Linked DNA regions of Homo sapiens: region 2 is linked to region 1. A link is an interaction called in ENCODE POLR2A ChIA-PET data of the cell type or tissue named here. Cell type or tissue: PC-3. All regions are shown on one strand.

Evidence for each region. ChIA-PET counts read pairs that join two places held together with the same protein. Peaks named below come from ENCODE experiments on the same cell type or tissue, not always from the same donor. Only the 100,000 strongest peaks of a DNase experiment are listed, where the experiment ranks them.
Region 2: POLR2A ChIA-PET joins it to region 1 with 5 read pairs; 1 of 35 experiments calls an interaction of 5 or more read pairs at or near these places.

The regions. Positions count from the first base shown.
Region 1 is chr6:105,521,184-105,525,183 of GRCh38, forward strand. No RefSeq gene overlaps it. Among named protein-coding and RNA genes, the nearest start is that of LINC02836, 110 kb to the right of the region's middle. RefSeq lists an enhancer at 692-1,891. In PC-3, no CTCF peak of the experiment used is centred here; a DNase peak (open chromatin) is centred at 1,678; H3K27ac peaks cover 621 bases.
Region 2 is chr6:104,827,182-104,831,181 of GRCh38, forward strand. All of the region lies in intron 6 of HACE1 (HECT domain and ankyrin repeat containing E3 ubiquitin protein ligase 1), which reads right to left. Among named protein-coding and RNA genes, the nearest start is that of HACE1, 31 kb to the right of the region's middle. In PC-3, no CTCF peak of the experiment used is centred here; no DNase peak of the experiment used is centred here; H3K27ac peaks cover 1,418 bases.

The DNA.
Region 1 (4,000 bases):
CAGCAGCAGGCTAAGGATGGGGCCATCAGGATGAACAGCTTCCAGATGATAACAGGCAGCTCTGCAAAACAGCAGATACTACGAGCATTCACCAAAAGCAGCATTCACCAAAGGCCCAGCATGAGAATAGGATGTCCTTTTTCCCTAATGTTACAAGGACACATAAACAACACATCTCCCTCCATATATTTGGACTCCCTGCTAAGGGGCAAGGGGCCCTGAGAGCTCAAGCATTTTTATCAAAATGAGGTACTATTACCCGACTTTTAAAAATTTTGCAAATAATATCAATATTAAATCAGAATGCAAATTTAGTTAATTTTTAAACACACAGTGGCTAGGGTTATGAGTAAAACGATATTAATTTCAGACAAAATTACAGAGCTACATTTTTCTGCCACATCTCCATATATGACATCTCTACATTTGTATGATTTATTTTTTTTTTGAGACAGAGTTTCACTCTTGTTGCCCAGGCTGGAGTGCAATGGCGTAATCTTGGCTCACTGCAACCTCCGCCTCCTGGGTTCAAGTGATTCTCCTGTCTCAGCCTCCCGAGTAGCTAGGATTACAGGCACTTGCCACCACGCCTGGCTAATTTTTGGCATTTTTAGTAGAAACAGGGTTTCACCATGTTGGCCAGGCTGGTCTCAAACTCCTGACCTCAGGTGATCTGCCTGCCTCGGCCCCCCAAAGTGCTGGGATTACAGGGGTGAGCCACCACGCCAGGCCTTGTATGATCTTTTATTTAAATTGGCTAAAATTCCATCTAGTTACTTTTTTTCTTCGCCCAGGCTGGAGTGCAGTGGTGTGACCTTGGCTCACTGCAACCTCCACCTCCTGGGTTCAAGCAATTCTCCTGCCTCAGCCTGCCGAGCAGCTGGGATTACAGGCGCCCGCCACCACGCCCAGTTAATTTTTTGTATTTTTAGTAGATACGGGGTCTCACCATGTTGGCCAGGCTGGTCTCGAACTCCTGACCTCAAGTGATCTGCCTGCCTCAGTCTCCCAAAGTGCTGGGATTACAGGTGTGAGTCATTGTGCCCGGCTCCATCTAGTTACATTCAAATCTAGTTAGTTCTCTTCCTCGTACATTTATAATATTGAATGGAAGATAAAACTAAAGATATAGTGGAAAATTGTTTTATTCCAAGTTTCACTGTTTCAGTGTTCCTGAGACCTCCAAGTAGGGCTTGAGAATGTAAGTTTTATGCAGCACTCCTTTATGCACCACTCAGATCATGAAGTGTGTAATAAATTGTTTGATTCTTTGTGCGTGGTCCAGAGACCTGCCTTCAGTAAACCTTTTAAGTAATTTCACAAGTTTGGTAAGGGGAGGCTAGAGGAGACAGAGATCCAGAAATAAAGTTTCTTTTTTCTGCTTCTGTGCAAAATTCCTGGCCCCTAGATGTCAGAAAGGAGAGGGCATTTTGAGTAGGTTTGGAGTAAGAGTTGAGACACTAAGACAGACCCTGCAATACCCTGGTCATCATTGCATCCTCTGTTTCAGGGCAGTCATTTGGAATGAATAAAAAGACAACTGACTGAGTAGCAGAAAGAGGGGTCTTCGCATCCCAAACCAGTGCCCGTGATAGGTAGGTGATGAAAGGCCCACAAATGTGTAAACACAGATGCTGACATGGAGATGCTGAGTCATGACTCAATGACTGTGATGTTATTATCTATTTTGCTGACTCATTGGGGCTAGTTGTTCTATAGTTTTACCTGTCCCATTGGCCGGGGGTTTATCAATATATGACTTGCTCTGAAAGAATTCCTAAAATTATTCTGTAGCAGAGGGATATGATGGGAGGAAAAAAAGTTTTCTTTCTGGCAGAGACTCAATGGCTGTACTCTAAGTAAGGAGGAAAGATCAGTATGGATGTATCATTTTAGCTCATATATTTCATATCTCACTCATTCTTGAATCAAAAGTATAACTTACAGAGAAACTCTGGATGAGTATGTCAGAATCTCACAGAGTGAAACTGAGGAGGTGTGGTAGATGTTGCTAATTCCAGTCTTCTACTGTAGGAGAAACTGTTCCTGTCTCCATGGCCTCCACCTCACATAGGACTTTCTCCTACCAGCCCTGCCTGGGAGGAGTGGTAGGAGTCCAGTCCCTTAGGAGGGCATGTGTTCTTCTCCAGATCAAGGGCTTTCTTTGTTACAAGGGAACCTGATGCTTGACTCATGTGGTTTATATCCAGTTTAACTCTCGGGATCACCTACGACAAGTTTTCCCCCAATCCAAACAGAACCCTTGTCATCACCTGTATTCTCTTCACTACGTTCAACTGTTATCTCTGGTGACTCTTACTACAATCTGTCCAAATTTGGCTAACATTCTAGTAGAAGTCTGTTTTCTGACTTGTAATTTTCTTGCTTTGAAATTTGTCTGTACTCCGTTAAATTCTATCTTAACTGCCACCACTAGAAAAAAAAAAAAAACTATTTCAAAAATAGTACAAAAGCTTTGGGAAAGTGTCAGAAATGTTTATAATTAAATTTGGCCTGATACGATGCTAACTTAATATTAGATTCACCACAAGCTATAAGGAATGAATGAACAAAATAAATAAAATTTTAAACTGATATAACTGAAAGCAAGAAAGATGGGCTCTTTCTTAAAAGAAGAGGTATGACAATCATTTCTTACCTCCTTTCAGTTAATGACAGTCTATCCAATTTCTTAAATAGCTCTAAAAATGTATTTCCACCTCTACATTTCTACCATCACTTTTAGTTAAGATTTCATTATCTCTTGCCTGCATTCTTATGAGATAAAAAAAAGTAGAGAGTAAAGGGAAAGAGACCAGTTATTGGAGGCTTACTATGTGTTGGGCAGTTTGGTATACGGAGATAAAGGAATGAATAAGACACAGCCCTTGTCCTTAAGGAGCTCATAGTCTTAAGGGGAGATACATGCAAACAAGTAATTGTTTTACAGTGTGATTAAGATGACAATAGTGACAGTATGAGATAAAGCATTAGCACTGAGGAAGAAATAACTAAGTCCTGTCTAGGGGTGTTAGAGAATCCCTTCCAGAAGTCATGCCTGAACTGGCAGTTAAGGGAGTAGGGCAAGGCAACCCAGGAAGAAGGCACAGACAGATACTTGGCCTGCTGCAGATGATCCAGGCTGTGCCTGTCTTCTCCATCCTTTATCTCACATACGTGAGCTTGGGCAACCTCAAAATGCTTATGGCTTTCCCAGAGATTCCATGTGGTTTCATGCCTTTGTACTTTTGTGTGTTTTGCTCTCTTCATTTTCTACCTTTTCCTGTAAGTAGTGATAGTTAGGGAAAGTTTTGAACAAAGGAGGAACATGATCAAGCTTCTATTTTAGAAATAGAGAAAGCTTGATTTTAGAAATCAAGCTTCTATTTTTGTGGTTTTGTTGGGGATGAATTGAAAGAGAAAAAGACGATAGTTAGAGAAACGAATCACAATCCTGCTACAAGAGTTAATGAGATGCTAGACTAAGGAAGTTGCGGTGGAAAGGAAAGAACTGCGTGGATATGAGAGATGATAAAAGGTGGATTCAAAGAGACTTGATGATTTATTGCGTGGGATGAGTAGGGCAAAGGAAGAACAGCATGGAGTGAGAAGAATCTATGATGAACCTTAGTCTCTGTCCTAAGACGTTGGGTGCTTGGTGTTGCCACCAACCAAAGTCAGAAATAGCAGATGAAGAACATATACTGGGGGAATGTTAATTTCATTTTTTGACATAAATGGTCATGTAGGTGACTTGGTTAGAGGTGACAGGAAGTAGCTGGATTTGTGGCTAGAGTTCAGGAAAGAGCTCTGGGGTAGGGATTTATATTGGGAGGCTTCATCAAATAAGGCGTAGTTTAAATAAAGGGAATGCATTTAAAAAGTAGAGAAAATATGGGTGAAACTCCTGGTTTGTGACTGAGGTGACTGATTGACATAGTTGACTTCTACGGGGAGGGACTCACTGCTATTGTAGAATGTTTTTTAGGAGTAGCCCAGC
Region 2 (4,000 bases), 690 kb before region 1:
CTTTATCAATGTCAACTCTCAAAACACTGATCAAAGTAAAAAGGAATAGATATTCAATGATAAAACTCTAAGTAAAAATCAAAGTTGTGGTATTATCACTAGCTAAAAGGAGACCAAACAACAAAAAAAGTGTCCTTACTTTTTTTATTAAAAATAATTCTGATGACATGAGTTATGGCAATGCACAAATAACTTATACACTAAGTAAAACTCCCAACTCACTAATCAGTGACTGGTTTACACATGTCTTCTCTAAAAACCTGTCCACCTTCACCTATTGAGAACTTTGAATTCTTACATAGTATCCGGCAAAAATCATTATCATCTGGTTGTGTTATAAAAGTAACAGTGGTAAGAGAACTTTCTACTATTTGTTTCAACTTCTTAGAAATGATTAAAGGAGAATTCTAGCATTAGAATAAATACAATTACTCTGACCCTAGGAATATACTCTGAAATGTTAGTCTACCTACCTTTGTGCCTCAAGGCTGAATCTAATTAATGTCTGGAAAATGTTTTCAATTAAGTTTACATGGCTGTCCGTAACTGGATGAAAAACTTGGAAGCTGGCTAAAGATACCAAGAGAGCTGACTGAACATAGTTGAGCACTGTTCCTTAACAAGTCTATGATTTTAGTAAAAAAATGCAGTCAGTTCTGTCTAATATAGTCTATTATACTAAGGGTTCAACTATCATTTTATGTTGTTTGTGAAGCTTTGTATTTAGTTACATAAACTTAATAAGGTTTATTCTGATAAAAGTGAAATTTATTTTTAAATAAATTACAAATTAGTCCCTAACTAATCCTGCCATGTAATCTAACTTACAGAAATTTAGACTGAACTATTTGACAGTTCTCTACGGTTTCTAAATCCACGTTATTCTGAGAAGACTGTAATTAACATTTTTGGCAATTCAACACATTTATAAATCTTAAAGAAAAAGTTACCAAAAACTAGGTTTAATTTATGGTCCAAAAAGCGTTAATAAATTATACCTACAGAGAATAGTGTTAGGTTTTACTCAACTTGCTAAAACTGAAATTAAAAAACAACACACTGGGCCCAGCTTCTTGTATAAGCATAAATAAATAAAGGGTCTAGACACTGATCTGTGTACTTTTACAGAATCACATCACACATATTAATAACAATCATAATAGCAGTAGGTATTATTGCTGTTAAATGCCTTCCAAAGTGTTCACATTTTCCTTAATTATATCACCAGTAAAATTATATCTCCAGTTGAATAACCAAACTTTGAAATGATTTTTTGAAATCAGTATCCAAAGACATACCAGAATTCTGGTATGATACAGCTAAGAATGGAGTTTAACAGTTGATCTAAGAAAAGTTATATAAAAATAAAATTATTAAGAAGTTGTTATGATTCCTTTCATCTGATCATTATTAAATACGGATAGAAGTAGTTTAAAATCATGGTGCTATTATGCTACAATGACAAAAAACAGAGTGCACTCTTCAACTGCCCAAACCACTTCCTTCCAAGAGGAAAATGAGACCTTTATCATGTTTACCTCTAATGCAACAGCTGCATCTATATGAAATCATATTTAAGATTACTCAAGTTCTTAGTTATGACAAAAATGAATCTTCTGAATCTTTTATCCTTAAAAAATGTAATATAAATTTGAAAAAGCACTTCTTGTCATTGAAGCAAGAATATAGCATTTAGCTATATATTCTACAAAGTTTTAGGGTGCTTAGCTAGTTGCTCAAAATGTTTTCATGCACTCCTCAGATTTACTCTAAAATGAGATTAGAAGGCGAATTTCAGAGGATTTATCATCCATGCCTCTTTGAAAAGAGCTCATGTGCTTTATTTCTTAATGGAATTTTTTCCCCATTTAAAGTTTTCTATTTTATTCTATAAAATATATATAATCAGAATTATGTAAGCTCCTAAGCTTAAAAATAAAATATTGAAACTTACATGCACTGGTATATGTCTACATGGACACCAGTTCTGAACAACAAAAAGGCCATTCTGACTTGCCACTGAGTCACTAGGATACCTGACAAAGCATTATACACTCAGTGTTCAACTTATGGAAAGATATACAAATGGTTTTTAATAAATCAGTAACCTTTATCCTATAACATCATATTTCATAGCCCAGTAAATCACATGCAACTCAAGATAAAACAATACACTTATACACTGAGATGTGAATGTGTCCCAGAAATACATGAGTAATTCTGAAACAGGCAGTATTAGCACAACTATGAACACAGATTTGTAGAACTATACTTCAGCCAGGAGGAAAAGAAATAGACTAATTTTTCAAGATTCCCTCTTGTCCTAATTGAAAAAGGAATAAAGATACATACAATGATTCAGAAAATAATCAGTGCTAAGCATTCCCTTTATGTTTATATGATCATCATAGGTAACGATCCAGAAAATAATCAGTGCTAAGCATTCCCTTTACCTGTATATGATCATTGCAGGTAACTATAATTGACCAACTATGACAGAATAAATCCTGTTGGCCATTACATAATCAACCACAAGTCAACATGACTTTTTGTACCCCTCCTCCTCTACTCTGTCTGCAAAATCTCATTCTGTGAAACTCATCACCACAATGAAGTCAGACTCCCTATAAATCTTCTGAGAATACAATTGTTCAAAGGCATCTGACTATGAGGAATTCTCCATTATTTTACCACACTTGCTTTAGGTTGTAAACCATATGGAGTATATTATACTTATACCACCTAATTTTCAGTAACTTCAGAAGGCAATTCTAAATTTTTAATGCAGCCTGTAATGCACATGTTTTGAACAAGGTTTTCTTAGTAATTCTTGCTTCTATACTGGTTCAAAGCAGCTAAAATTAGCTTTTATAAATCTTTTTCTAATCTGAATCCCAGTATTTTCCTATCCAAGTTCCTGGGCAACAGGTAGGGTGTGCAAGTCTTAGTAAATGACACTCTGCTCACCTGTTATAGCAAAGGGTGTTTATATTAAAGCAGGTGCTCTTCTGTCCTCTGAGAGCTATCGGCTAGACTCATTCTCTAATATGCAATAGTGCCTTAAAAACCTGGGTCACTCAAGATTAGGACATTTCACATCTTTTTTTCCCACATAGAATACGTTTTAAATTTAATAATATTGACTCTAAGTAAAAACTAATGAGAAGAATATACTTGAAAACACTGCATTGGTTTTCAGATGATAAAAGACAAAAAATGCAAATGAACAATGGTGTCCAGAAAAAATTCCAGGAAACAGAAAAAGGATCCTATAACCCTCCATTTTTCCAACACCATATTAAACATAAGACAATGTCACCTTTGCCTACTATCTTGAAGAAGTCCAATATTCTGTGAATTGTGATCATACATCCTGAAACCAGGTTAAGGAAAAAGTGTTTGAAGAGATAAAAATCCAGATTCCACTAGGAATTCTCCCTTCTCCCAACAAGAGATAAGACTCAGAAAGTTTGTAACCAAAAAAATAAACAAACTTTGTATCCTTGTAGTTAATGGTACTGACTTTGAGTTGGTTTTGTTGTTGTTATTATGGTCAGCAAGAAAATAAATTACATTCTTTTTTTTTTTTTTTTTGAAGAGACGAGGTGCAGTGGTAATTCACTAGCATGATCCCACAAACAGACCAGCATGGGGGTTGTGACTTGCTGTTTCTGACCTGTTCTGGTTCACCTCTCCTTAAGCTATCTGGCATCCTGAGAGGTCACCATATTCATGCCAAACTTAGTGTGGACATCCAAGCAGCATAGTGCACTACAACCCACAACTCCTGGGCAAAGGGATCTCTCCACCTAATCTTGACCTCTCCACCTCAGCCTCCCAAACAGCTGAGACTACTGGCACACACCTGTACATTCTATTACCAATAATGTTAAATGTTAAAAAAAGAAAAAACTTAAAAACATAAACAAGGTAGAAAATTACAGCAAAGCAGAAATTCAATCTAAAATCTTAAGCCCTCCATCTTTATATAAGGCAGTAA